Regions from separate parts of the Homo sapiens genome. Here all the other regions are linked to region 7. The links are chromatin loops, found by intact Hi-C in ENCODE. Cell type or tissue: Caco-2. All regions are shown on one strand. Region 1 overlaps MYLK2 (myosin light chain kinase 2). Region 2 overlaps CCM2L (CCM2 like scaffold protein). Region 3 overlaps CCM2L (CCM2 like scaffold protein). Region 4 has its middle 7.8 kb from the start of FOXS1. Region 5 overlaps HCK (HCK proto-oncogene, Src family tyrosine kinase). Region 6 overlaps TTLL9 (tubulin tyrosine ligase like 9). Region 7 holds the start of PDRG1 (p53 and DNA damage regulated 1).

What was found. Hi-C counts contacts between places; a loop is a spot of excess contacts. Peaks named below come from ENCODE experiments on the same cell type or tissue, not always from the same donor. Only the 100,000 strongest peaks of a DNase experiment are listed, where the experiment ranks them.
Region 1: it touches region 7 in a loop (12-fold over the local background); 46 of 110 quality-filtered maps call a loop at or near these places.
Region 2: a loop joins it to region 7, with 2.5 times the contacts of the local background. A loop is called at or near these places in 15 of 110 quality-filtered maps.
Region 3: it touches region 7 in a loop (6-fold over the local background); 37 of 110 quality-filtered maps call a loop at or near these places.
Region 4: a loop joins it to region 7, with 15 times the contacts of the local background. A loop is called at or near these places in 100 of 110 quality-filtered maps.
Region 5: a loop joins it to region 7, with 4 times the contacts of the local background. A loop is called at or near these places in 20 of 110 quality-filtered maps.
Region 6: it touches region 7 in a loop (8-fold over the local background); 22 of 110 quality-filtered maps call a loop at or near these places.

The regions. Positions count from the first base shown.
Region 1 is chr20:31,820,738-31,824,737 of GRCh38, reverse strand. MYLK2 (myosin light chain kinase 2) reads right to left here. Exons shown (of 13, transcript NM_033118.4): 4 at 3,001-3,299; 5 at 1,156-1,261; 6 at 386-479. Among named protein-coding and RNA genes, the nearest start is that of MYLK2, 3.4 kb to the right of the region's middle. RefSeq lists enhancers at 1-245, 446-972, 973-1,500, 1,968-2,027 and a silencer at 1,618-1,667. In Caco-2, a CTCF peak has its summit at 1,753 (motif pointing left); DNase peaks (open chromatin) are centred at 690, 1,107, 1,817, 2,217 and 1 weaker place.
Region 2 is chr20:32,016,556-32,020,555 of GRCh38, reverse strand. It overlaps CCM2L (CCM2 like scaffold protein), which reads right to left. Exons shown (of 10, transcript NM_001365692.1): 3 at 2,673-2,756; 4 at 2,394-2,577; 5 at 1,147-1,613. Among named protein-coding and RNA genes, the nearest start is that of CCM2L, 8.1 kb to the right of the region's middle. RefSeq lists a silencer at 1,667-1,796. In Caco-2, CTCF peaks have their summits at 1,161 and 2,465; DNase peaks (open chromatin) are centred at 1,145, 2,025 and 2,455; H3K4me3 peaks cover 1,896 bases; H3K27me3 peaks cover 885 bases.
Region 3 is chr20:32,029,568-32,033,567 of GRCh38, reverse strand. CCM2L (CCM2 like scaffold protein) reads right to left here. Exons shown (of 10, transcript NM_001365692.1): 9 at 3,730-3,868; 10 at 1,388-2,567. The coding sequence ends at 2,254. Among named protein-coding and RNA genes, the nearest start is that of HCK, 21 kb to the left of the region's middle. RefSeq lists a silencer at 2,119-2,168 and an enhancer at 1,830-2,357. In Caco-2, CTCF peaks have their summits at 1,833 (motif pointing right) and 2,046 (motif pointing left); DNase peaks (open chromatin) are centred at 1,947 and 2,386; H3K4me3 peaks cover 568 bases; H3K27me3 peaks cover 186 bases.
Region 4 is chr20:31,851,359-31,855,358 of GRCh38, reverse strand. It overlaps a transcript of DUSP15 not described here. Among named protein-coding and RNA genes, the nearest start is that of FOXS1, 7.8 kb to the right of the region's middle. In Caco-2, a CTCF peak has its summit at 2,490 (motif pointing left); a DNase peak (open chromatin) is centred at 2,478.
Region 5 is chr20:32,089,871-32,093,870 of GRCh38, reverse strand. It overlaps HCK (HCK proto-oncogene, Src family tyrosine kinase), which reads right to left. Exons shown (of 13, transcript NM_002110.5): 11 at 1-8. Among named protein-coding and RNA genes, the nearest start is that of TM9SF4, 18 kb to the left of the region's middle. RefSeq lists an enhancer at 2,053-2,848. In Caco-2, a CTCF peak has its summit at 1,807 (motif pointing right); a DNase peak (open chromatin) is centred at 1,790; H3K27me3 peaks cover 352 bases.
Region 6 is chr20:31,877,294-31,881,293 of GRCh38, reverse strand. The region is part of intron 2 of TTLL9 (tubulin tyrosine ligase like 9); the gene reads right to left. Among named protein-coding and RNA genes, the nearest start is that of TTLL9, 8.7 kb to the right of the region's middle. RefSeq lists silencers at 1,132-1,241, 1,252-1,311 and an enhancer at 1,477-1,976. In Caco-2, no CTCF peak of the experiment used is centred here; DNase peaks (open chromatin) are centred at 1,163 and 1,523; H3K4me3 peaks cover 1,651 bases.
Region 7 is chr20:31,950,051-31,954,050 of GRCh38, reverse strand. PDRG1 (p53 and DNA damage regulated 1) reads left to right here and starts at 2,005. Exons shown (of 5, transcript NM_030815.3): 1 at 2,005-2,176; 2 at 3,664-3,739. The coding sequence starts at 2,090. In Caco-2, a CTCF peak has its summit at 1,881 (motif pointing right); a DNase peak (open chromatin) is centred at 1,980; H3K4me3 peaks cover 1,546 bases.

The DNA of each region.
Region 1 (4,000 bases), 130 kb after region 7:
AGGCTTGTTTACCTTGGCTTCAGCTCCCTGAGGGTGGAGACCACACCCACTTCACTCCCAGACCCCCAGTGCCCAGCACAGGGCCTGGCCCAGAGCCCACACTCATCAGTGTTTGTTGAATTGAACCAGAGGGCATGAATATCCCATGCCTAAAAGGGAAGTCCCCAGATAAGTTCACTAACTGAAGTATCTGGTTATGGGTAGGGTCCTCAGGCCCCTGCTGCAGGGCTGTCCATCCATCTCTCTATCTGTGTAGTATTTTCACTGCAACAAACTCCCATACCAGGCCCCAGGTTCAGCAGCGCTGGTGGAGGGAGGCGAGAGGTGCCCACTCCAAGGATCCCCTCCCCATCCTGGGCAGCCACCACCCCCGCAACCTCACTACCTTGTCTTTGGGAGTCTGTTTCTTGATGACCTTGGCTGCCAGCTTGAGGCCTGTGGCTTTCTCCATGCAGGTACAGACTGCCCCAAACTTGCCACTGGAAAGAGAAGAGGCTGTAAGTGAGGGGACCCCAGAGCCCACCGGGGTCAGTGGCATCCTTTGCTCTGATCCTAACTTGGTCCCAGACCCAGTGGTGCCTCTGGATCCCCTTTGGTGAGATGGGAGCACTCACCCCAGCCAGCCCTGACTCCCTCCTGAAGCTGTGAGCTGTTCTGCCAGGACAATGGCTGAAGCAGGTTCTTTGAACCACACAGACCACGTGCACAGGAAGAGCAGGCGTGTAGGGAGGATGGCCCTGGGATGCGACCCTTAGAGGTTTAGGGCAGGCAGGCCCTGGGCCCTGGGGGAGGGCACCTTCAGGCAGAGGGAGGATCTGCAGAGGTATAAGACTGAGTCAGGGCTTTTTACAAAGCAGGAATCACCATGAGGGGGTCAGTGTGGTGCCTGGAGCTGAGACAGACAGAAAAATGCTGTGTATTTCCTACGGAAGCACTGAATGGCTGACGGTGCGTCTGAGTAAGTGACAGCAACACTGAGTGCACATCAGCATGTGACAGCTGCACACAGTGTGTGTCCCACACAGAGGTGAACATGTCCATGTGGCCATGTCTCAGCGGGGTGTGTGTCTGGGCCTTGCACAGGGGAAATGTGAAGCCACAGGAGCCCGGTGTACTCTCTGTCCATGAGTGCCCAGCTGGGGTCCCAGATCTCACCCTCCGAGCGCCTCCTTGGAGTTCATACTGAATTCACTGCTGACATTCCCGGTCCTCAGCTCCACCATGCGGTGAGGGAAGGGGGCCGGAGGTGGCGGGCAATCATCTGGGGGACAGAGCACAGCCCTCATGGTCAGTGCCAGGGGCTGCTGAGGATTCCCCTTGGCACCACCCCTCCTGCTGGCCTGGGCCCCATCTAGGGAAGTTAAGTTCACCAAGTGATACCTGGGGGACACCTGGCTCCAGGATAGGGGCTATGGGGCCCAGTTTCCAATATCAGTTCTGCCACCAACACAACACTCCTATCAGGGAGGACCAGCTTCTCCTGGCAGAACAAACGGGATGGGAGCTTGGACTTTTTGGACCCTCTGCATTATAAGACACAAGGACTCCATCCCAAGCTATCTGCATTTCCACCAAAAACAATCAAACACAGCAGCTATAAAGCGGAATGCCAGGCAGTGGGGTTGCTATGTCTGAATAATGGGGTAGGTGGTGGGACCTGCCCACCCTCCATCCTAATAACACCGCAATCTGGCCAGACCACCCATGGCGGGGCGGGACCGGGGACCGTGCTGTTTGGTGGGGAGAGGGCGCCACCTAGCGGCAAGTGTGGGGAACCGCTCGCCCTGAAGGCTGGCAGGCCGGCAGGCGGTCATCAGGAATGGAAACCTCTTTATAAATAGCAAGAGGCGGCAGGGAAGCCGGGCTGGTGATAAATCAAACGGCCTTTGGAGGTGGTTCAGATCCTGTCACTCTAGGATGCGATTTCGGGGCGGGGCGGAGGTCTCTGCGGCTGCTAGGGGCGGAGGCAGGGCTCCTGGCTGCCGCCCAGCCGCCAGGTCCTCCCACCCTGTCTGGGTGGCACGGTGCCGCTCACCAGGCAGGCTGGCGGGTCTCCCAGGGCACTTCAGCCTGGAGGCAGGGGGGTGTCAGGACACTCTGGGTTCTCCTGACCCCATCTCACCCCACCCCCAGCCCTGCCGCACCCCTGCCCAGGCCCTTTCCCTATTCACCTGCTGGCCAAGCTCACTCACACTCAGTGCTCTCTGCAGCCCATGAACAAGCCACGGGCTGCTTGTCTAATCATCAATGAAGGCCACTCCACAGTCCTGCCCCATTGCACATGCCCAGCTTCCTTGGTCACTGCTCCCACACACAGGCACCTGTGCTCCTCAGCGCATGAGCCCTCTATAGCTCCCACGACCCCACCCCACTATACAGTTTAGCTACTAAGCCTGGCATTTGAGCCCTTCTACAGATTGACTCCAAATTCCATTGCCCAGGGAGTTTGTGTTGCTCCAATAATCTGCCTGATTTTTCTTTTTTTTAACTTCATTTTAGTCAAAGTAGAAAAAACTCAAAAGTGGGTTCTGGAGTCTGGGTGGCCTGACAGGTTCAAATCCTGTCTTCACTGGATATGTTTGGGCACTTCATTTTCCTTTTTCTGAGCCTTCCTTTCCCCATCTATCAAAAGGGAATACTAAATTTAAAAATAAAAATACATCTTAAAAAATAAGATTGAAGAAAGCCAGGTATGGTTGTACACGCCTGTAGTCCCAGCTACTCGGGAGGCCAAGGTGGGAGGATCACTTGAGGCTGGGAGTTTGAAGCCAGCCTGGGCAACGTAGCAAGACCCTATCTTTTAAAACAAATAAACAAATGAATAAACATACGTTAAAAAAGGAATACTTTCTGGAGTTGTGTGACCCTTAGATGAATGGGCCTGGGTAAGGCTTGGCTCAGGGCAGTTCAGACCTCCGAATAGGTAGACTTGGGACTGACAGCCCCCTTCCCTCCCCCTGGCCCCAGGGCAGCCCCAGCCCCCACCTGCCCCTGGCCTACCCAAAATCTGGAAGCAGTCCTCCTCCCTGGCTGTGAGACAGAGGGCCTGCCCCACCTCGGATTTCTCTGAGGGAACAGCCTGGAACTCAATCCCCCTCGAGGTGTCCCCTTGCATCTTAGCCTGGCCAGCCTGGCCTGGGGTTTTCTCTCCCACTTCCTTCTGGCTCTCTGCCAGGATGTTCTTTCCTTCTTCTGCCTTGGCTGGCCTGGGATCCGTGGGGCTGTGGGTCATGGGCACCCCTTCAAAGGTGAGCTCTGATGCCTCGCTTGGGGGCTTCTTGGCCAGCAGCTTCTCAGAACTAGAAGGTGAGAACACAGAGGTGAAGCCCTCAGCGGCCACAGCCTGTGGCATCAGGCAAGTCTCAATGCAATCTGCAGAGCTAATCCAACCCCACCCCAAATGCATGGTGTAATACAGCCAAATTCACCTGGTACAAAATTAAGGGATGTTCATGGCTGTGGTCATTATCTTGACTACCAACACACTAATACATCATTAATAACTATTAATAGGATTGTTGATATGGTTAATCATCATGTGGATACAACTAGGGAGTTATGTAGCTCTTGATTCATAAAATCTGTTGTGATATAATTGATACATAATTATCAAAGTGATATGGTAAATGTTCTTATTGTGGCTTACAATATATCATTAATGACCTCATTAGCATTCAGGTAAGTATAACTGATGGCATCACACATGTGCTATATTATGGTTATGAAAATATTATCAATGATCCTCCAATCTGGTTATTAGTCATCTTTTCATATCTTACCAATAATTATATTAAGAAGAACAGGAAAATACTGGATGTCCTAGGAAATACACAGCCTTTTGCCTGACACCTTTAGCCTTTCTGCCTGCCATCTCAACCCTGCCCTTGGCTAGACCCAAGCCCATGGAGTAAGGGGAACTTCGGACCCCAGAAGCCTAGAGAAGATATGTTCAACCTAGGCAGTCTTTGAGGGTCTCTCTTACTCCAGTCTTGTATGAATT
Region 2 (4,000 bases), 67 kb before region 7:
TGGCAGGTTTTGGGGGAGGAGGTTGGAGCTCAGTTTTGGATGTGTTGGGTTTGAAACAGTCGTTAGATCTTCAGATGCAGATCACCTAGAAATGGGTAGATGAAGGATAGATGGAGGAGAGAAGAAGATCAAGGACAAAGTCTGGGGCACTCCAACTTCTGAAGAAGAGGAGGAACCAGCTTGGTAGGAGAAAAGCCTGGAAAAGGTGGAGAGCTGGAAGCCAAGTGAGGAAGTGTTTCAAGGGGAGAGAGACAGCTGTGGTGTCTGAGTTTACTGGTTATTATCTGCCTCACCATCTAGACAGGAACTATGTCTGTTTCATTCACCACTGTTTTTATACGGAGGGATCTGGTGGTCCAAGATCAGAGGAAAAGCTTAGAATGCTCAGAACTTGAAGGTGTCTGCTCGCCTGTGAGCTCCCTAAGGGTGGACACCAGATGTCTTTTTCACGTCTGTATCCATAGCACCTAGCCCATTGCCTAGCCCAGAGCTGGCACTCAAGAAACATGGTCGGGTGAATAAAAGCAAGGGTGAATGAAGAGGATGGGGGAGGCAGAGGGGAAGACGGAGGGGGAAGGAAGAATGGCAGGAAGGCTTCTCTCTTGGGTGGCCATCTTAGTTACCAAGAGTACTGGCTCTGAACTTACTGGATTTGAATCTTAAAACCACCACGTGCTTCCTGTGTGACCTTGCCTATGTTACTTCACCTATGGATCTCGGTTTCCTTTTCTATAGAATGGGAATACAGTAGTTGTAATATTTGCCTCCAGAGGTTGCTGTGAGAATTAAATGAGTTGATGCAGCCCTGTGTCTGGCATGAGCTGGCCCTAGATTCACGCTGGTGATTAGTGTCCTCGTGAATGTTACTGTGGTGGGGCCAACACTGACAACGTTGGAGAAGGAACGGGCTGGAGGTTAGATCTAGTTTGTTTTGGCCATTTTGAGAGTTCATCCCATTGAGGGAGTCAAGGGGAGATGCCCTGGAGGTGTCCAGGTCCGGAGTTTAGGAGCCATTAGGTGGGGCAGGTGCAGGGAGAAGGCAGGGGCAGATCCTAGGAACCTGGTGGGTGGGGCGGGGGCAAGGTGGGGGCGGGGAAGCAGCGTTCCCGAAGCCGGGCTTTGGGAGCAGGCTGCCCTCGGGCTCACCCTGTTGGCTACAGCCAGGATGACCAGGTTGCAGTAGGCGTCGGGGCTGGGGTCCTGCGGGTCGAGCGGGTTGGGGCCGGGGTGGCGCCGCTCCCAGCTGCCTCCCCCGCCGCTGCCCGCCTGCCTCCGCTCCCAGCTACCGCCCGGCTTTCCCGCGCCGCCGCCGCCGCCGCCGCCTCCGTGCCGCCGCTCCCAGCTGCCGCTGAACGTCTGCCGTCGCTCCCAGCTGCCCGACGCCCGCGCCCCGGCGCGCTGGCGCTCCAAGCTGCCGCCGCCGCCTCCCCCGGCCCGGGCCTCCGCGGCGCCCCCACCCCACCCCATCCGCCAGTCCAGGCTGCAGATGGTGTGGCGCCGCTCCGCGGTGCCCACCCGCCGCTTCTCGGGCGCCCCGCCTGGCGGGCCGGGGTCGCGTCCTGCGCCGCCTGGGCTGGCATCCACGCCGGCCGGCACCGGGTCCACACCCAGACCTAGGAGAGTCCGGGGGACCGTCAGCCGCGGGGATCGGGACTCAGAGACCCCCCCGCCCCGCCGAGGCCGGCTGGCCACCTGACCTCGCGGCTCTGGGGTTCCACCGCCGCCTCGCCCCCGGCTTTAAAGTAGCGCGGCGGTTCCCCGCCCACTCCGCTTCCACACTTTCGGGCCCGCCCCCGGCCTCAGTCTCCACCCCTGGCCTCTCGGTGGTCTGGCCAGGTGGCTTCCACGCTCCCCACGACGCCTGCGCCCCTGGCCTCAGACCTGCCCTCTGAACAGAGGGTGGTGGTCAGGCTGTCCCCTCCCAAGGGAGCCTTAACTGGGGACCCAGTCCCGGGTTTCAGGGACCGCCCCCTTGGATTCTGACTTCCCGCCTCTCCTCAGCCCCGCCCCTGGAATCAGGCCCCGCCCCCAGCCCAAGGGTCCACTCTAGCCTCAGAGCCGGGTGGTAACTGCGGATCCAGCCCTGGCCTAGGTCTTGGGCTTCTCCACCCTCTTAGTGCTCCACCACCTGGCCTCAGTGTAGTGGCTCAGGCCACCCACCTTCATCCTCAACCTCAGGCCCTGTCTGCTTTCCCAGAGCCTCTTCGGCCTGCCCCTAGTCTCAGGGTAGTATGGTCAGACCTTTTCCATCTCCTCTGCCCCCGCCGCAGGTCCCTCTCCTTCTCCATCCGCACACCTCCGGCCCCTGCCCCTGCCCCTGCCCCGCCCCCGCCCCCGCCCCTCCCCCGCCCCCGCCCCCGCCCCTCCCCCGCCCCCGCCCCCTCCCGCCGCACCGGTCTTGAGCACTAGCAGGTGCAGCGCGTCGTCCTGCAGGTAGGAGGCGGCGGCGATCTCGTGCGTAGGGATTCGCAGAATGAGCTCTTCATTGTCGCGCCAGGTGAGCAGCAGGCAGCGGGCAGACAGGCTCAGGATGCTGTCCTGCTCCGCCGTGGTCTTCAGCGGCAGCTCCTTCAGCTGCTGCAGGGAGGGGCAGATCTCGAGTTCCCGAGGTCCGCAGGTAGAAGAGGGAGAAGGGAGCGAGATCCTGCCCTCCTCCCTCCCCAGAGTCTCACCCTGGCGGTGTCTAGCAGCTGCAGGAGCTCGTCCCGACTGGAGGGGTTCAGTGAGGAAGTCACCCAGGTAAGGTGGCCCAGGAACTGGATGGAAATCGGGGTGAGAGAAGGACACAGAGATGTCACCCTGAAACCTTGAAGAACCCTGGCCTTCTCATTGATGCAGTGCGGATAGATTGAGATAGAAATACATGAATTAATATACCTGATAATAACTTTTACTGAGCCCTTAATAGAAGCTAGGCAAAGTTCTGAGCGCTCTCTATATATTCACTCATTCACCCTTGCTTTAAGGATGAGAAAAACCAAGGCAGGGTGTGGCTAACTAAAGAACTTGCCCAGGATTAGATAGCTAGAGAGGATCAAACTGGGATCCACATGCCAGAGCCCACACTCTCAACTGCTGGCTTATATTGCCTTAACACATAGTCATCTAGCTATAAGATTCCATAGGGAAGCAAAAGTTATTATAACAGCTTGAAAGAACTGACCACCTGTAAATTTCCTCTGGCCTGAGTGGCTCTCTCTACCCCAAGCATCATTGTCAAAGGAATTGCAAATCACTTGCCTTCCTTATGGTCTTGTTGCAGAAGTCAAATGGAAAGGGAAGAATGTTGGATCAAATTAGTATACCATTTTGTCAGGAAAAATGATGCACTAAATCAACAAATTTTTCCTTTACTCTTATATCCTAATGTTAGCACTTAAATGTTACTCAATATAATAGTTAACTTTTTTTTGAGATAGTCTCAGTGTCACTCAGGCTGGGGTTCAATGGCAAGATATCAGCTCACTGCAAGCTCTGCCTCCCGGGTTCAAGCGATTCTCCTGCCTCAGCCTCCTGAGTAGCTGGGATTACAGGCACGTGCCACCACGTCCAGCTAATTTTTGTATTTTTAGTAGAGACGGGGTTTCACCATGTTGGCCAGGCTGCCCTCAAACTCCTGACCTCAAGTAATCAGCCTGCCTCAGCCTCCCAAAGTGCTGGGATTACAGGTGTGAGCCACCATGCCTGGCCAACTTTTAAAAAATTATTTTTAGTTCTATTCCTCTAGGTGAATCCACCAATCAAACATTTTCTCTTCTTTTTATTCTTTATCAAATTTCAGCCCTCAATTTTTAAGCAGATTTATTTGTTAGTTTTTCCCTCCATATAGGGTTGCCAGATAAAATATAGGATGCCAGTTAAATTTGAACTTGAAAACAACAATTTTTGGCGGGCGTGGGGGGGCTGGAGTCTCGCACTGTCGCCCGGGCTGGAGTGCAGCAGTGTGAGCTCGGCTCACCGCAGCCTCTGCCTCCCAGGTTCAAGCGATTGTCCTGCCTCA
Region 3 (4,000 bases), 80 kb before region 7:
GACTAGTATAGAAGGAAGTTATAAATTTCAGGATTAACAGAGAAATGCAAATTAAAACAACTTGCCACCTTACACCCACACTGAATGCAAAGTTACAAAATCAGATGATGAAAAATCTGATGAAGATGTCGGGAAACAGCATCCTTCACTCACCGTTGGTGAAAGCCATTCTGGAAGAAGTTAATGAAATTCAAAACCTGCCCTGTGATCTAGTAATTCCACTCTTGGATTTAGAGCCCAAAGAAATGCTCACATAGGCCCATAAGTTTCATGTACAAAAATGTTCATCAATCACAGTGTTGTTTGTGGTAAGAGGGAGTTGGAAGCAACCTGGGTGTTCATCTCTGGGGAGATGGATAAAGAAAACAGCGGATGCTCAACTCGAAATATTTTGCAGCAGTTGGATGCAACAGTGAGATTTTTCAACAGCACATATGTAGGTATTTAAAACATTATAGGGTGGCTGGGCTTGGTGGTTCATGCCTTTAATCCCAGCACTTTGGGAGGGCGAGGCAGGAGGATCACTTAAGCCCAGGAGTTCTTGCAGTGAGCTGTCACTGCACCATTGCAGTCCAGCCTGGGTGACAGAGCAAAAACCTGTCTCTAAAAATTTTCTTAGTTTTCTTTTTAAATAGAAAAACATTACAGAGTGAGAGAAGGAATAGAGTGAAATTCTTATGTAATATCATTTATACAAACACACACACAAAGCACTGTGTAGTTTAGGTCCAGGGACATATATCAGCACATAGGGTTAGGCGCTCATAGTAAAGAGGGAAAAGGAGTGTGGGGAACATGTGGATCAGGAGAGGGTAAAATAAAACATCAGAAGGGCCCTACATGGACCAGTGATGATGGGATGATCATTTACCACAAACCAAGTATGAATTATGGAACTCTTTGGACCTGGAGTCCTAATAACATTTTTTTGAAAATTGCTAACAGTGCCTATTTTATGGTGTGTACAATGTGTCTGGCCATGGAAGCCTTTGCAAGGTTTTACAAACACATTTTGGATCTCCTATGTGAGTCTCTGGCCTCCTCTCAGGCCTCATCCCTTTTAGCTTTCCAGCCTTTACTCAGGCTGTGCTGAATGCTGTCCTTATCCTGACTTCTCTACCTCTCCAACCTTTCCTTCCCATTTCTTTGACTACCCCAGACTCCCAGATAGCTGCCTGTGGAGTCTTGGCTATTTCTTGTTTGTGACTTGAGCACAGAGCTAGGCTGTAACAAGGCTGCAAGGGAACAAGTACTGTTTCTTCTTCCCAAACAGTGAACTCCCCTGAGGATCTTCTGAATAGCTCACCACCACTTCAGTTGGGGTAGGATGCACCCAGACATCTTTTGCTTATTACAAGGCAAGAAAGGTAAACTGAGTCATAAAATGTTTGATGTGGAAAGGAACAACATTTATTGAGCTCTTATCGGGTGCTAGACCCAGTTCTAAGGTCTTAACCCTCAGTAATCCCTGTGGCCACCCTGTTAGGTGGATGGGGGCTGAGCTCACTGGACAGATGGGGTAACGGGAGGCACACAGAGGTTACGACACTAACCAGATAGAGGCTCCAGATCCTGGAGCTGAAAAAACCCTTGTTTGGGGTCTTAAGACCAGAATGGGACCCAGATCATCCCCCTGAGTCAACCCTGGGTGGAGGAAACCGTCTACTCCACACTGACTGTACAAGTCAGGCATCAGGGGATGGGAGACCCTGACATTTAGAGCCTTAAAAAGACCTTCTACACTGTTTAGTATGGTCAGTTTGAGGTCATATAAGGAGAATCAGGAGATTCCCTCAAGCCCCGTCCTCTCTTCTTGAACCATAGTTTCTCAATCTGTAAAATAGGACCGAGTTCTGGAAATTCTTTTCTCAGTCGGCCAGCAGGTGGAGCCCACTCTTCATGCCTTCCTCAGCCTCCAGAAAGCTGCGGCGTCCCGGGGAGGAGGGTGTGTTCTGGGGCTGATCCCTCTGGACTTCTGGGACAAAGCAGGATCGCTGCTCAGCCCCAGCCCGGCAGAGCGGCCCAGGAGCCCCGGGTGACTGCCCCGGACTTCAGGGCCCGGCTTCGCTTTCCCCCTGCAGGACACTCCAGGTACTGCATGGCCCCGGGCCCCAAGGGCAGGGAGCGAGACCCTGGAGTGAAGACCCCCCGGCCCCGCCAGGTGTGATGGGGGGGCCCTGGGGATAGGGTCCCCGAAGCAAAGCTGAGACTCAGAGGTGGGCTGCTGAGCCACGCCGTCCGCAGGGGCGGTGGCTACAGGTAGTTGTCTTCTGCGGCGTCGCTCCCGCCCCTGGAGCCCCGGGGCTCATCCTCGTCGTCGTCGTCGTCATCGGGGGCCAGCGCCTCGATGTCGTGCGTGATGTCAGCCAGCAGCCGGTGGAAGGCCTGTGCCTCGGGCCGCTGCGCCGCGCCATCGTAGCTGCGCACTGCGGAGGCCGACGTGGAGCTCATGCTGCGCTTGATGCGGCCGAAGCTGTCAGTGAGGATGCCGCCCTCGCGGATGCCCACGCCCTCCAGGAAGCCCTCGAAGTAGCCGATGTCCTGGTCCGGGATGAAGGGCCGCATCCCTGCGAGCCGAGGGGCATGGTGAGTCCCCAGGACACGTTCCCTTTCCCTTCCACAGGGGAAGCGTCCTCTCTGCAGATCTGGGTGCAAATCCCTGCTGTCACTCACTGGCTGTGTGGCCTTGCCCAAGGTCCTTAACTGTCTGAGCCAGCGAATAACGACACAGCGCTCAGCACACAGTGAATGCTCACTACATACTAGATTACTGTACTTTTATTATTATTATTATAGCCTCTGCCTCCCGGGTTCAAGAGATTCTCATGCCTCAGCCTCCCAAGTAGCTGGGATTACAGGCGCACACCACCACGCCCTGCTAATTTTTGTATTTTTAGTAGAGACAGGGTTTCATGTTGGCCAGGCTGGTCTTGAACTCCTGACCTCAGGTGATCCGCCAGCTTCAGCCTCCCAAAGTGCTGGGATTACAGGTGTGAGCCACCTCGCCAGGCCTATTTTTGTTATTATTAGTACCATCATTATATTCCCATTGATTAATTATGTTGAACCTCATTTTCCTCACCTGTAAAACAGATAATTGCACCTGTTCTCTGGGTAGGGATGTGAGGATTAAATAACAAGGTACTCAGCACATACTGAGCACTCTGTAAACAGTTTGTTTTATTTCCATTCCTACTTACTAGCTATGTGACCTCAGTCCTTTACTTTGTAACTCTGAGTCTCAGTTTCCTCACCTGCAAAATGGGGACCATTAATAGTATCTACTTCTCAGAACTGGGGGCATTTAATGAGATGATGCTTGGCACAGGGTAACTGCCAAGCACATGTCAGCTTATTCGTATTATTCCTCCTGTTATTATTAGCCCTCCTTACTAGCTGTGTGACCTTGGACATGTTCCTTAGCCTTTCTGAGCCTCAGCTTCCGTGTGGGGTAAGATGGGAAGAATCAGTCCCTCTCGCAGCTTTGCTGTGAGGATGAAATGGCCACACCACTGCTTAGTTCTTCTTATCAACAGTGTCTCCCAGCTCTGACAAGTCCTTTCCCTACTCTGCACTTTGGGCTCCTCATCTGCCCTGTGAATCTCATGATCTGGGTTTCATCAGAGGCTGAAAGATAAGGAGAAAACATTTGCAGCCTGGTGCCTGACTGGGATGGCATGGACCAAGCAGGGGCCCTAGCTGACCTCTGGGGGTACAGCGGGGGCTCACCAAGGAGGAGGAACTTGCGCCGGTCTCCGTAGAGCTTCAGCAGGCCTGTGCAATAGTCCTGGATGGGCAGCCCCAGCCGGTACTCCCGCAGCAGCATCGCAAACTGCTGGATCTCGAGGGGCCCCAGCTTACTCCGCAACTATGTGGGGGACACCATTCGAGATCAATCCCAGGAAGCAGCGCCACCCAACCCCTGCCTGAAAGGCCCAGAGCCTTCCCTAAGGGCATGTTTGGTCCAGCTCTCCTCTGAAAACCTTCCCATGGGCTATTC
Region 4 (4,000 bases), 99 kb after region 7:
TTGTAATCCCCAAAGCAACACTTGTATCAGTTTCATGGCCATTCATGGATGTGCGCAGAATGGCAAAAAAGGTAAGTTGCCCCCCAACCACCCAGGAACATTCGAAGCTCAGGTCAAACAAGGCAATTCTCTGCCTTCTTATTTCAGCTCTCATATGTAAACACGTGTCCTTTTTACAGTCTGTTTAGTGCCACATTTTTTATGTTTTTGTGCTTTTTTGTTGGTGATTGAAAATGGCCCCCAAGCATAAAGCTGAAGTGTGGTCTAGTGTTCCTGAGTGCAAGAAAGCTGTCATATGCCTTCTGGGGAAAATACAAGTTAGATAAGCTTCGTTCAGGCATGAGGTTTAGAGCTGTTGGTTGCGAGTTCAGTGTTAATAAATCAACATCATATTAAATAAAGTTCCTCAAACAGAAACACACAGAAAACAAGGTTATGTGTTGGTTGGTTGATGAAAATGGTATGACCAGAAGCTGGCAGGGACCTAGCCCTGTATTTCCCCTAGGAGCAATGGTTCCTTAGTCCCTAATTTAGTGTTTATGGGAACTTTATAGAACATAACTAAACTCCCTCAAATAACGAGAGTTGACTGTACCCTCAGACACACACACCCAGCAAGGGCAACACCAGGCTGCTCACTGACCCCTGAGTGCACCACGCCCTTCTATACCTCCAGGACTTTGCTCAAGCTCTTCCCTCTTCCAAAAATGTCACTCCATCTCTCAACTTCCTACTGACCCTTCAAGGCCCAGCTCAGTGCATTCAACAAATACATACTGGGGGTGTCCTGTGTGCCAGGGACCATTCTAGTCGCTTGGAGACCACAGCCATGAACAAAACCAATACACCTCTAGTCATGGTGATAGCACCCTCTGCCCTGTGCCCACGTCATCTTCATGTTATTCTTAATACAATAAGTGTCACAATAAATTACCACTGTGTGCCAGGCACTTATCTAAGCATTTTACATGCACCAGCTCATCTTATACCCACCCCAACCTCACGAGGTTAGGTGGTATTGACACCTACAGACATTTGCAGACAATAAAATCAAGCCTCAAAAAGTCTCACTCCTGGCACCCACAAGGAACTGTGGCTTTTCTGTTTTGGTGTCCATGTTTCCAACAAGACCTGGAGTCTCTGAGAACAATGATTGAGTGCAATTCATCAGTTAAATCCCCCTCAGTGCATGATTGAGTGCAATTCATCAGTTAAATCCCCCTCAGTGCTGAACGAGAGAAATGTAGCAATACATCTCCTGATGGCCTCCTCTTTGACCACACTGGCCTTGCCTGAATTATCCATCTCTTTTTCACTGCAGGCCCTTTGCCTTTGCTGTTCCTTTTACTGGAACACCTTTCCCCAGCTGTTCATCAGGCTCCATCCAGGTTTTAGCACAAATGTTACCTCCTGAAAGAGGCCTTTTCTGACCACACTCTTTAAAGTAGCCTCCCAGGCTGGGCACGGTAACTCACACCTGTAATCCCAGTGCTTTGGGAGGCCGAGGTGGGAGGATCACTTGAGCCCAAGAGTTCGAGACCAACCACCTGGGCAACATAGTGACACCCCCATCTCTACAAAAAATATTTTACTATTAGCCAGACATGGTGGGGTGCGCCTGTAGTCCCAGCTACTTGGATGAGGTGGGAGGATCACTCGAACCCAGGAGGTCGAGGTTGCAGTGAGCCCTGATCACCAGGCTGGAGTGAAGTGGTGTGATCACGGCTTACTGCAGCCTCGACCTCCTGGGCTCATGTGATCCTCCTGCCTCACTCTCCCAAGTAGCTAGGACTACAGGCATGTACTACCACACCTGGCTAATTTTTATTTTTTATTTTTTTTAGTAGAGACAGGGTCTCACTCCTTTTACATTTTAAGAAATGTTCTCTGACCCTAAAAGATTTTCTCCTACATTATTGTCCATTAATTTTTTATCATTTTTTCTCTTACCTGTGGTTTTTAAAATCATCTGGAGTCCACTTTGTGTATGACAATAGGTAGGGATTTCATTCTATGGCTCGGCAGATAGCAAACCACTGCCATGATTTTATATCCCATCACTCTATTTATTTTTTCTTTTATTTATCACAAACCATAATTTGGAATATAGTTATTTCTGTTTAACTGATTACAGCTGTCTTCTCCCATTAGGCTTGAGAGCAGGAACCATGTCTATCTTATTCCTCATTCAATCCCCAGCCCTAGCTGGGGTCCTAGTAGGAGCTCAAATAATATGTGTTGTGGGGAGGGAGGGAGGGAAAGGAAAGGGAAAAGGAGGGAGAGAGAGGGCAAGGGGCAGGGCAGATTCTCATCCCTCTGCACGGCCCAGTGCCCTAGCTATTCCTCCCCAAATGCCCCCCCAAGGCCCCCATCCCCAATCCTCCAGGCCTGGATGGTGCACAAGGGCAAGCATTTGGAGGGCACCAACAAAGAGGCCCCTCCACCTGGAAGAAACGATTCCACTCTGCCTTCAACAAGAGCGCCACCTTCTGGGCTGCAAGAGTGAGTGCAGCCAGCTGGACGCCTCCAAGTTCTTTTTTTTCTTTTGAGACGGAGTTTCGCTCTTGTCACCCAGGCTGGAGTGCAATGGCGAGATCTCGGCTCACTGCAACCTCCGCCACCCAGGTTCAAGCGATTCTCCTGCCTCAGCCTCCCAAGTAGCTGGGATTACAGGCGCCTGCCACCAAGCCCAGCTAATTATTTTATATTTTTAGTAGAGACAGGGTTTCACCATGTTGGCCAGGGGTCTCAAACTCCTGACCTCAGGTGATGCACCCACCTTGGCCTCCCAAAGTGCTGGGATTACAGGCATGAGCCACCATGCCCGGCCAACATCTCCAACTTCTACAAGACCACATTGTGTCTGCCGCTGTGGCCCAGGTACCATCCTGCCCCTGGAGGTAATGGCCAACGATGGCTGTCTGGCAACAAGGATCTCTTTGCTCATCTATAAAGTGGGTGGTGGACTCATTGAGCTTAAACTCATGTGCTGGTCAATTTAGGACGCCTAGACCACACAGTTTATCTCCCCACTAGAAAAGGAGGAAACTGGCTGGATGCAGTGGCTCACAACTGTAATCCCAGCAGTTTGGGAGTCGGAGACAGGTGGATCACCTGAGATCAAGAGTTTGAGGCCAGCTTGGCCAACATAGTGAAACTCCATCTCTACTAAAAATACAAAAAATTAGCCAGGAGTGGTGGCGGGTGCCTGTAATCCCTGCTACTCAAGAGGCTGAGGCGGGAGAATCACTTGAACCCAGGAGGTGGAGGTTGCAGTGAGCCGAGATCGCACCATTGCACTCCAGCCTGGGCAACAAGAGCAAAACTCCATCTCAAAAAAAAAAAAAAAAGAAAGAAAGAAAAGGAGGAAACTGAGGCCAAGAAACAGGTGGACCTTGCCTGAGGCCATACAATGAGCTGGGGTACTCATCTGGGATCGTCTAAATTGAGGGGGTTCCTCCTGGGGCCCAGGGAATAGCAGGCTGTCTCTTGCTTGATGCAGTTACCAGGGCCTGGGCGCCCCCTGAAGAGGTAGGCATGCCCTTTAGTCCGAAGGAAGCTCCTGGGAAGTGGCTGAGCCTGCCTGCAGGTCAGACCTGCTGAGTGTGTTCTTCCAGCCCCTGCAGCCTTGCCAGCTCAGTCACCTCTCAGCAAGTCACCCACTGGCCCCACCCTCTCTGGCTATGACCTCCAGCACCATCATTTACCTCATCCCTCCAGAGCACCAGCTCCAGCCCTGTCCCCATGCTCCCACCCGCTCCACCTTTTTCTACCTCTCCTGCAGCCCTCCCTCCATCTGCAGCACCACCAGGCCATTCCCTTCACCTCCACCATCTTCAGTTTCATTGCCCTGTCTGCAGCCACCCCATCTTCTCCACATTCATTCCTTTGTCCTCCTTGGGTCCATCACTCCACCCCCATGCACCCCATCGGGTCCAGCTCCATCACCTCCGGCTCCCTCACTGTTCCCATCAGCTCTGTCTCCCTCATTCTGTCTGTA
Region 5 (4,000 bases), 140 kb before region 7:
TCTGCAATCTGCACCCCAAACAGAGACACCTTTGTCCTCAGACCTGGCCTACGCCAAGATGGCCCCACCCAAAAGCAGCAGAGAGGTGTTCAAGTGAAGAAAATGCGAAATGTCTGCACCAGCCCTCCCTTTTGTGTCGGGAGGGCCCCAGGGCTCAGGGTGGCATTCCTCCATCAACCCATTCAGGTTAGGGGGATCCCTAAGGAGGCCTGGGCCAGTTTGGGGGATTCTCTAGAATTCCAAGACTTCCAGAGAGCACTTTGAAATGTTCTCAGGGAAAAAGCAATGGGACTATTTCTCCAGGACCTATTCTTCCAGGAACACACATACACACACACGTGCACATGCACACACACACACACACACACACACACACACACGAACCCTAGGATACTATGAAGAGCTTTCACCTTCAACTCTCTTTCTGGGGACAACCCAGGTTCATGTCATATTCTGCTATACCTCTCATATCTTCCTCATGCCCCAGCCTGGGTAGGGAAAATTCACTTATTTACTCAACAGAAATCCACTGAGTGTCTTGTGGGTGCCAGACATGTTGCTTGAACAGGTGATGAGCCCGGCAAAGCCCCTGCAGGTGGTAAGTACCATAAAGAAAAGATAAAACAGGCCGGGCATGGTGGCTTACACTTGTAATCCCAGCACTTTGGGAGGCCGAGGTGGGCGGATCACTTGAGGCCAGGAGTTCGAGACCAGCCTGGCCAACATGGCGAAACCCCGTCTCTACTAAAAATACAAAAAGAAGATGAGCATGGTGGTGCACGCCTGTAATCCCATCTGCTCAGGAGGTTGAGGCACGAGAATTGCTTGGACCCAGGAGGCAGAGGCTGCAGTGAGCCGAGATCGTGCCACTGTCCTCCAGCCTGGGCGACAGAGCAAGACTCTGTCTCAAAAAGAAAAAAAAGATAAAACAAAGTAACAAAATATGACCTGTAGAGAGCTTTTTTGGATTGGGCGTTCAGGGAAACCTGCTTTGAGGGGGTGAGATTTTAGCAAAGATCTGAATGATGATAATAATAAGTGTGTCGCATAAGAATATTCTAGGCAGAGAGAACATGAGATGCAAAGGCGTGGAGGTAGGTAAGAGCTTGGGTGTTCATGGAACAGCACAGAGGTCAGTGTGGCCAGCAGAAGATGCCACAGAGAGAGTGGGGAGAGTTGAAGTTGAGAGGGAGGCCGCCAATCATGAACTGCCTTGTAGGTCAGGAGAGGAGGGTGGATTTTATTCTGAGCGTGTTGGGGAGATATTAGAGGCCTTCGAGCAGGAGCGTGACATGTTCTGATGTACATTTAAAGATCACCATGGCTGCTGAGTGACTAACAGACTGCGTGGAGGATTCTTATTCACACCAGGAGCCCTAGAAGCCTCTGATGAAAACACAGGGATTATATCTTGCAGACATTTTTACTTACAAGGGTTTGGACAAAAGCGGTTGAAGATGAACCCTCAGATGCCCAGAAAGCAGCACTTTTGGTTTACAAACTGGGCTTGAGCTCTTTGAGGCAGGAATGATCATAATCTCTGTTTTACAGACATGGAACCACTTGTTCCAGATCACACCACCAGGAAAATTCTGAATGTCAGGCTCAAACCAGTCTGAGGACTCCCAATCCAGTGCATCCTGCTGCCTCTAAATAACCCAGCACTCCAGTGCTCCGGCAGACTGCAGCTGGGTGCAGTCTGATGAAATTATTCTGGAAGTGAGGGCGTCTGACTAGACAGAACAATCAAAGCACCACCGGCCGGCTTCTCAAGGTCTGAGGCAAGTGGGTGGCGCACTTGCAAGGGGTGGACAGCAGGGGGCACCCGAGGCAGTTAGAATGGAGACCCATGCTTTGCTTTTTTCTTTTCTTTCTTCTTTTTTTTTTTCTTTTGAGACAGGGCCTTGCTCTGTCACGGAGTACAGTGGTGGGATCACAGCTTACTGCAACCTGTGCCTCCTGGGCTCAAGCAGTCTTCCCACCTCAGCTTCCCAAGCAGCTGGTACTATAGGTGCATGCCACTATGCCAGATTAAATTTAAAAAGAATTTTTTTTTTTTTTAATAGAGAAGAGGTCCCACTATGTGGCCCAGGCTGGGCTTAAAGGATCCTCCTGCTTCAGCTTCCCAAAGTGCTGGGATTACAGGCCTGAGCTGTCATGCCCAAGGGAGACCCAGAGACCCAAATTTTTCAGTAAAAACTTGGAAGAGACTCTGATTTTGTTTAGAATAGTGGGGGGTGGGGACGAAATGGGGATGAGGTTGCCAGGGTGGAGTGAGACAGCATCTTGGCCCTGGGAGTGTGGGAAATTTATGAGTCCTTAGATGAACAGTTAACAAAAGTTATGATGCTAATGGAAGGCATCATAGCTTATTTATAAGATGATACTTAAACACTTATGTGACATTTACCATGTGCTTTGGAGGAGGCACTTTTGTTATCAGCCCCATTTCCACAGATAAGAAAACTGAAGCCCAGAGAAATAGGTAAGTGGCCCCAGCTTACACAGCTTGCAAGTTGCGGAGCCAGGGCTGGAGCTCCAAAAGCGCTGCTTGGGGTCCACGCACTTACCTGTTACTTGGCCCAGCTTTTTTGCCTTGCTTTTCTTCTGGAGCAAGGACTAATGCTGGTAGTTACCACTGTTTGATGCTCACTGGCAGATGCTCATATGCTACTGATTTTCACAGGAGCTCGATGGGGCAGGGATGACACCCCACTTAGGAGACAGCAGAGGGTAATAGCTAAATGGCTCTGGAGCTGGACCAACTCAGCTTGAGCGCTGCAGCTCTGTGATGTCAAGCAAGTTGTGTCATCTCTCTGTACCTCACTTTTCTTCTCTGTAATAGCACCTGGTTCCAAGGGGTCATGTGAAGATGAATCCCCTAAGCCTACATCAAGGGCTTAGTAGAGTGTTTGGCACATAGTTAAGTATTTATTTAAAGAGTGGCTCCCAGTGCTCCCAGTGGGGGAAAGTGGCACTCAGAGAGGTTAAGCAACTTGCTTGAGGCTACACAGGCAGAGCTGAGATCAAAACAAAACTCTGTGTGACTCCTAAGCCCAGATGCTAATAGTGTTGCTTCTCCAGGGTCTGCTGACTGAATGAATAACGAGTAGGTTTATTGGGCCCAGGTGTAAGCACTGCGGGTTGATAAAGGCGGTGAGATTTCATGACCCCCAGATAGGGTGCCATGAGGTTGGGCACCCTTGGGTTTGCTTCCAAAGAGTATCAGGGAGTCACAGCATCAGAGCTGGAAGGACCTGTAGAGCTCTTCCAACTGAATCCTATGGATGCCTCAAGGTTATATGGGGGTGGGGGAGACAAAAGAAAGGCCACAGATAAGCCCCCCACCCTGCTTCAGTCAGAGCAGCTCTGTTTTGACCTGTTTGTATATATGCAGCTACTGAATAACATTTCATGTCACCCACAAAGCTGTGACTACAGAAACCCCACATGTGTGGTCCAGTTCTCCACCTGCTGCTCCAAGCTGCCTCTCTGAGTCTGGAGGTGAAGACCAAAGCCCCAGGTGGGCTCCTTTCTGTCCCTGGGCTCTGAATCTACCTCTGCTTCTGGACAGATGAAGGCCCAGAACCTCTTTTCCTCCCTTGGTTTGTTTTCCCCTCTGTGAAACGGGCAGAGTGGCTCTTGCCCTGGTCGGTGACTGCTGCCCAGCAGGGCTTCTGCTAGTTTGAAGATGATAATTTAGCAACAGACCAGTCTATTGTCTCCCAGAGGACCTGGCCCATAGGAGTGAAAACACATTTCCATATGCCTCTGGCATTCCAGGCTCTGAAAGTAGAGTCTTTTGTTACACTTTGTGGTGTCCTCTGGGCCCCTGAATTTGCATACTCAAATGAGCCCTGCCCTTGGCATCTCCAGCAGGCCCAGCTGAGGCCCAGGCAGGGTCTCACTCAACTCCCACTATCCCTGGGCTCCTGCTGAGTAGGCTGAACTCCTTCACCTACTTTTGCACAGGCTGTTTCTTTTGTCTAAAAGACCTTTA
Region 6 (4,000 bases), 73 kb after region 7:
AGGGAAGACAGATGTTAAACAAATAGTCACATGAATAATGAATTGTAGTAAAAAGGCAAAGTTCAAGGCACTCTGAAAGCAGATAAACTCATTTTTTGTTGTGAGAGGGAATTAAAAGAAATAAGAGGTTGACCAGGTGCAGTGGTTCATGCCTGTAATCCCAGCACTTTGAGAGGCCAAGGCGGGAGATGGGTTTGAGGCCAAGAGTTCCAGACAAGGCTGGGCAACATAGCAACATAACATAGAGACTCCTCTGTCTCTACACAAACTAAAAAAGAATTAGCTGAGCATGGTGGCACACACAGGTAATCCCAGCTACTTGGGAAGCAGAGGGAGGAAAATCGCTTGAGTCCAGGAAGTCGACTGAGCCAAGATAACACCACTGCACTCCCTCCTGAGCAACCAAGTAAGACCTTGTCTCAAAAAAAAAAAAAAAAAAAAGGAAAGAAAGAAGAGAAATGAAGGTGCCATTCATGAATGAGAGCTGGGATTAAGAAGTAAGATGGAGGCTGGGCGCAGTGGCTCACGCCTGTAATCCTAGCACTTTGGGAGGCCGAGGCGGGCAGATCACGAGGTCAAGAGATCGAGACCTGGCCAACATAGTGAAACCCTGTCTCTACTAAAAATACAAAAATTAGCTGGGCGTGGTGGCGAGCGCCTGTAGTCCCAGCTACTCAGGAGGCTGAGGCAGGAGAATCGCTTGAACCCGGGAGGCAGAGGCTGCAGTGAGCTGAGATAGCGCCACTGCACTCCAACCTGGCGACACAGTGAGACTCCGTCTCAAAAAAAAAAAAAAAGTCGGTTGGGGTGCGGAGAGCTGAATTTTACTGTAATTCATTTTCCCTCTTGGACTTTCATTTTTCCCATTCTTAAAATGGGAGAGTTGGTCTGTGCCCTCTTGGAGGGCAGAGGTTTGTCTGATTCACCTGTGTCCCTTGGCCGGCACTGAGCTTGGCTTGGAAAAGACACTAATTAGCGTTGTTTTGAATGGATGAATAAACGGATGGATGGATGGATGGATGGACGGATGGACGGGCAGGCGGGTTTCGCCAAGTCAGGAAATCTGAAATTCTGAGGTTCAACTTCCCCTGGGGTCACGGAGCTTAGAGTCCCACTGTTGTGTAAACTTCCCGCCAGCTGGCCGGGCTCGCGGGACTTGCGCAGCAGCTTGGGCGGCGCGGTGCATGCCGGGACTTGTAGTCTTTCCTCTGAGTTCCTCGGCTTTTTTTCTTCCTGTTTTCGGAATTCCTCCGCGAGAACAACCCACCCCGCCCCCCCGCCCCACCCCTACCCATTCCGCGAGGAACACCCATCCCCAACCGATTTTGAATCCCTCTGCTGCTTTCCTCCCTTTTTCTAGGGACGATAAAAGCATCTGGGTCAGGTCGACTCCTACCTTCGGTCGCGACATAACGCGATTCCCCAGGGGCCAGATCCAAACCGCCACCGCGCGCCTCGCGTGCTTATGCGTCCCGTTGCCAAGGCGACAGACAGGCGCCTGGATCCGCCGCTCTGATTGGATGAGCCAAGGGCATGCTCTCGGCGGAGTGCGCAGGCTCTGGTCCACCAGAACCTCTGGAGGCTATTGGGCGTCCTGGCAGCCTAGGTCCCCCGACTTCCTCAACCTTTCTTTTCCAGCCTCGCCTCTCCGCGACCCTGGGGCAGTTCGTTCAGAGGCTGGCTCCCTCTGCCCCACGCCGCCTCCAACTGCACTTTCCTTAAACTGGGAGCGCTGCATCTGAAAAGTTGTCAGCTTTCGGTAAATGTAATGGTACTGAGTTTCCTTACTTAACGAAGTTACTCACTAAGTCACCTGGTCAGTTGGTCAGTCGGTAACGCGGCCAGTCGCCTCTGCTATCCCAGCCGCTTTCTAATCTTAAGGGCTATAGCCTCACCAACATTAGATGTTGTCCATCTTTTTCCTTTTAGTGATTACAGTGATAGCTCATTGTAGTTTTTTTGTTTGTTTGTTTGAGACGGAGTCTCGCTGTGTCGCCCAGGTTGGAGTGCATTGGCGCGATCTGGGCTCACTGCAGCCTCTGCCTCCTGGGCTCAAGTGATCCTCCTGCTTCAGCCTCCCGAGTAGCTGGGATTACAGGTGCATGCCACCATGCCTGAGTAATTTTTGTATTTTTAGTAAAGACAGGGTTTCACCATGTTGGCCAGGCTGGTCTCGAACTCCTGACCTCATGATCCACCTGCCTCGACCTCCAAAAGTGCTGGGATTACAGGCGTGAGCCACTGCACCCGGCCAGCTCATTGAAGTTTTAAAAGTACTGAGGGGTTGACTGGGAAGGACATGAAGGAACTTTCTGGAGTGATGGGGATTTCCATCTCTTAATAAAGATGTGGGTTACATGAGTATATGCATTTGTCAAAATTGACTAAACTGAAAACTTAAGATCTACGCATTTCATTATTTGAATGCATAGATCTTATTAGATCTATAGATAATATATATGAGATATATATAAGAAAGAGACAAAGTTATCATTTGCAGATAGCATGAGAGTTTAATTGTTCAGAGTCCTTGGTTACAAAAAACTATCTTTGATTAACTGAAATAGAAATGGAATTCATTGGTAGGATATTGAATGAGTCACAGAGTTGTTGGAAATCAGAATTAAAAAATGGGGAAGGAATTCAGGGAGTCTATCTGATCAAAATTATGGTCAAAATCAGAGTTTGCAGAAACTTTGATTGGGGTGCCATTTCTGATTATTACTGGACATCCCACACCACTACTGGCAAGACTGCTGCAAATAGTACTGGATGCTGTTGCTGGTACTAGCACCTCTGCTCAATAGATACCACTACTAGTACTGGAATTGGCCAAATGAATACTCAACAGACACCTGCTTTGTTGTACTATTTGCTTCAGATTTAAAGTCCACAAACAGCTTTAGCTGCTAGGACTAGAGTACCTGCCTCTTCTAGCTTCATACAGTAGTAGTGTGGAAGATGCTGCTAGTTGCCTACACAATATCCATTCTTCCCTTCTGAAATAGATGTCCATCAGAACTGTCTGCATTTAAAAATCCAAGATAATCTACAGAGTATTAGAACAAATAAAAGGGTTTTTTGTTTTTTAAATCAATCCAAAAATGACTCACTGTATATTGAATTTCTATATACCAACCATAGCTGATTGGAAACTACAATAAAAATATATAGCAACAGAAATATAAGATATGTAGAAACAGATCTAATAAAGTATATGAAAGACATTAAACCACAAATTCTTATGCTTCTACTCTGTGTCCTGCTCTGTTCTTGACTCTAAAAATACAGCAGAAAGGAAAACTGACAAAGCATTTTCCCTAATAGAGTTTATATTCTCATAGAGAAAATTATAAAATATTATTAAAGGACATCAAATAAATGCAATGATATACCATGTTCATGGATGGGAAGGCTCAATATCAGAAAGATGTGTATTTTCCCCAATCCAATCAGGATTTTTGAGAAATCTTGTCAAAATCAAAAGAACAATGTGTATATGTTGGGGCAAGGAGACACTTCTCTGCCTACCAAGCCAATGAGGAGTAGAGCTTCAAAACAGACACAGGAGAGAGTGTGTGTGTATACTTGATGTATAATAGAGGTGGCATTATAAATCACTGGGGAAAAAATAGAGGACTCAGTAAATGGCACTGAGAATTTACTTTCCATAGGGTTGAAAAATAGATGCCTAATTAAATGGATTAAATAAATATAACAAATATTTAAGACATATACATGTTATATTTATTATCTTGGGGTGGGAAAGGACTTCTTAGATAAACAATAATAATAAAGCACTATTCATAAAGGAAAAAGATGATCAGTTTAAATCTGACTACCTCAAAATTTAAACTGCCAGGCCGGGCGCGGTGGCTCACGCCTGTAATCTCAGCACTTCGGGAGGCCAAGGCAGGCAGATCACGAGGTCAACAGATTGAGACCTGGCCACCATGGTGAAACCCCGTCTCTACTAAGAATACAAAAATTAGCTGGGTGT
Region 7 (4,000 bases):
TCCCCTCCCCAACATTTCCAGTGGCCAGGGGTGGCCTCTAAAGGCCAGTTACCGCCAAGAAGCTGCTAATGTGGGAGCCTCCCTCAGCCTCTCCCCATCCAGGCCCATGTGGTAGGGGTCAAGGGTCAACCTGGTCCAGCCCTCTGTGGGTCCCAAGGTGGAGGAGACGCAGTGCTGGGGTCCAGGCCGAGGGATGCCTGGTGAGCCCCATTTCTGCTTTGGCAAACATCCCCCTTTCCTTCTCAGGGCCTGTGCCTGCATTTCTGAACCAGAAGGTGTTTATACAAAACATCCTGGGTTTGGCGACAAATTCACCCTCAGTGAGGAATCCTTAATGAATCTCCCTCCTTCCCCACACCAGGTGGCTGAAGGAAAAATTAGCTCTGCCTCTGGTAGTTGAAGGCAGCCAATGGCTAGGCAACATAGAGGTGCTGCTGGGGCTTCTGGGGCCACAATTTTTGGGGAGGGTTTTTTCAGGGTCCGGAAATGGCATGGACACCAGGCACTCCTGGCTTGCTGTGTGATGAGGCACTGCCTTTCTCCTGGCCTCAGTCTGCAGCTGTGAAATGGGGCAGTAATAATCCCATCCATACAAAGGTTGCTTTGACACTCAAGTAAGGCAAGGGGTGTGAAGGGGCTTGGTTACAAGAGGTCAAAAGGAGAGAATAAAACGCTGGAATCAGGGAGGCGAGACATCAGAGTGATAATATCGGTTCTGCTCTTTAGACTTTCAAAGTCCTTTCCCAGCGCCTTTTACAGCCATGTGGGCTCAATGCCTCCTTCCCTCTGACCTCCTGCCTGCTTCCCCCCCGCCCATTCTGTTCCACATACGCTGGCTGTTCCCTCTGCCTGGAACACTCTTCTCCTAGGCATCCACATGGCTCACCCCTCACCTTCTTTTCAAAGCCTTGCCTCTCTCTGAGGTTTGTTTTTTCCAGCTATCCAATGAGGAGTTTGGGCGTGAAGACCTCGTGGGAACCCTCTGGTTCTGATGGTAACCATTTTCCACCTGCCTGCCTTCTCTGGGAAGTCCTCCCAATCCTACCACCCACACCCACCTGCTTTTCTGAGCTAGCACTTCATTGCTTACTGCCCATAGTTTTCAAGTCCCTTCCTTATGTATAGGCCAGCTACTCTGGACATTGGGCCCAACACAGGGGCTCAAGTGAACTCTGGTTAAACGGAATTAAAAGTGATTACTGCTTCCTTTGTTTTTTGAGACAGAGTCTCGTTTTGTCACCCGGGCTGGAGTGCAGTGGTGCCATCATAGCTCAGGGCAGCCTCGACTCCCCAGATGCAGGTGCTCCTCCCGCCTCAGCCTCCTGAGTAGCTGGGACCAACGGGCGCGCCCCCCCTCACCCAGCTAATTTTTTTTTTTTGTATTTTTAGTAGAAACGGAGGTTTTACTGTGTTGCCCAAGCTGGTCTCGAACTCCTGGGCTCAAGTGATCCCCCCGCTTTGGCCTTCCAAAGTACTGGGATTACAGGCATGAGCCACTGCGCCCAGCTGATTCCTGCTTCCTTCCGATCCTGTGGAGAGACACTGAGGCGGATTTTTATTCACCCCCTTTTTATAAATTAGAAACTGAAAGTGTCAGAGATTAAACATAAGTCACACTGCCACATGGGCCTTCTTGGTGTTTCTTAGCCAGGGGAAGAATAATATTTCCCAGATCCTAATCACTACCTGCCACGGTATATAATTGTTTTGCCATTAATTGTCGGTGTTTCCCACTAGGATGAAGTTCCATGAGGGCAGGGATTTTGTTGTGTTCACTGCTGCATCCTAAGCACATAAAACTGCTTGGCACATAATAAGTGCTCAAGAAGCATGAACCGAGGGAGTAACGGGTCAGAGGCAGCCCGAGGACTGAGCTCTCTGAGCCTGCAGAGGGCGCTCCAGCCCCGCCCCCAAAGCTAGGCCCCGCCTCTCGCAGCCGGCTGGCGCACTAGTGTTAGAGCCTGCGCACCACCGTTCTTTTAACTGCGCAGGCGCGCCGGAAGCACCTAGAGAGCGGCGCGTGCGCAGCGGGAGTCGAAGCGGAGATCCCGGGGTCGCGCGAGAGCCGCAAGCGGAGTTGGTGGGCGCTATGCTATCACCCGAGGCAGAGCGAGTGCTGCGGTACCTTGTAGAAGTGGAGGAGCTCGCCGAGGAGGTGCTGGCGGACAAGCGGCAGGTGAGAGGCCCCTCCGCGGCGCTGGGGCCTGGCGGCCGGCGCCGTGGGAAAGCGCGCGGGGTCGCAGTGAGTTGACCTGGACAGGCGGTTAACGGCTCCGAGGCGACAGACCTGGGCCGATAAATATTCGGCCGCTACTAAGTGAGCGCCTGCGCTATGCTGGACATTCCTCTCTCTTCATCCTTTCTCTGCCCCTTGCCATGCTCTGTGGATCTCGACCCATCATGCTCTGGGCCGTTTCCCTGAGCACCTGTTTCAAAATGCACTTCCCGGCCCCATGGTTGATCTAGGGGCACCGCCCTGTAAAGGCCCTCAGGGGAGAGCTGGAACCGAAAAGAAGCCTGAGGGGGCCTTGTGACCGGGCAGGGGTGGGGACGTGGGGGAAGGTGGCGCCCTGTTTATGGGGTGTCTTGTTTTAAGTGCCAAGTTTTTGAGGGGAGTTCCTGGGGGAAGGAGGGTGACGTAATTGGATTTAGGTTTTAAAAGGATCCCCCCTGGCTGCTGTGTGGAATACAGAATATAGGTGGGCAAGGGCGGAGGCAGGGAGATGGGTGAGGGGCCATTGGTATGGTCCAGACCAGAGATGGATTTGGACTAGGTAGTGGTGGTGGAGAGAAGTGAAGGGGTCAGAAATGTATTTTGGAGACAGACTCAGTAGGCCGTGGTAGTGGAGCCGGGGGAGTCGTGACTCCCTCTCATCTCCAGTTAGAAGGGTCAGGTATTTACTGAGAAGGGGAAAACTTGGGCAAGATCCTGTCAAATTAAGTACTGGATCAGGGTGTGCTGGATGAGAATAAGAGCAGTTAAAGTTTATCAGCTACTTACTATGTGCCAGGTACTGTGTTAAGTCATTTAATTGCTGGCTCAATAACCTGTAAGGTAGGTACTGTCCGTAGCTCCATTTTGAGGAGGAGTAAATAGGAAGGTGAAATTACACAGCTTGAGGCAGATAGCAGGATTCGAACCTGGGTATTCCAAATCCAGAACCAGCACTCGTGCAGTATACTGTACTACTGCGTCACTTCCTTAGTAGCTATTGTGTTGTTACCACTGTCTCAGTGCCCCCAATCCTGCTGTTCCAATCTAGTATTGTTGGGTTTCTCATATTACTAGTTCAGAATCAGCTGGAGAAGTTTGTCCAAAAATAAACATTAGGCCTGCTTAATCACAGTGTGTAGGGGAAGGGTTTCCACTCCCCTGGTGATTCTGATATGCCCTAAAGTTCGAGTGGATAATGCAGAATTTCCCATTTAGTCAGCACATGTTTTCTCAGCATCTTTTCTGGGGAGAGGGCAGCTGCACAAAGCATTGTCTTTAAGACCAGGAAGCTGAGTGAGAGAAGAAATACATTCACACATCAATCCATTTTAGGCAGGACGTTGAATGTAATCAGGAATAATGCATTGCCTCTGCAACCCTTGTCTGTCAAGAGGTGACAGCTTGGGGCAAGAGATAGCTGAGTTCCCTCCTGTCCCTGTGGTTTTCAGATTGTGGACCTGGACACTAAAAGGAATCAGAATCGAGAGGGCCTGAGGGCCCTGCAGAAGGATCTCAGCCTCTCTGGTAAGTTGAAATTTTCTCAGTGCAGCCCTGGAGGCCTGTTCCGTTTTCCTTTAAGGCCTTTACCTTGTTCCTGATAGAGATCAGGCAGGAGGTCACAGCTGTATAACTCAGCCTTGTGGGAAATTGAAACAGTCCGGGGAGATGGGGGAGCAAATTTTGCAGTTCTGGCACAGACTGTGGTTCAGGATTTTGCCTGCTCACTTCAGTGACAGGTCGTTAGCTCCTGGCTTATCAACGATGGCAGACACTGAGAGAGTGCCG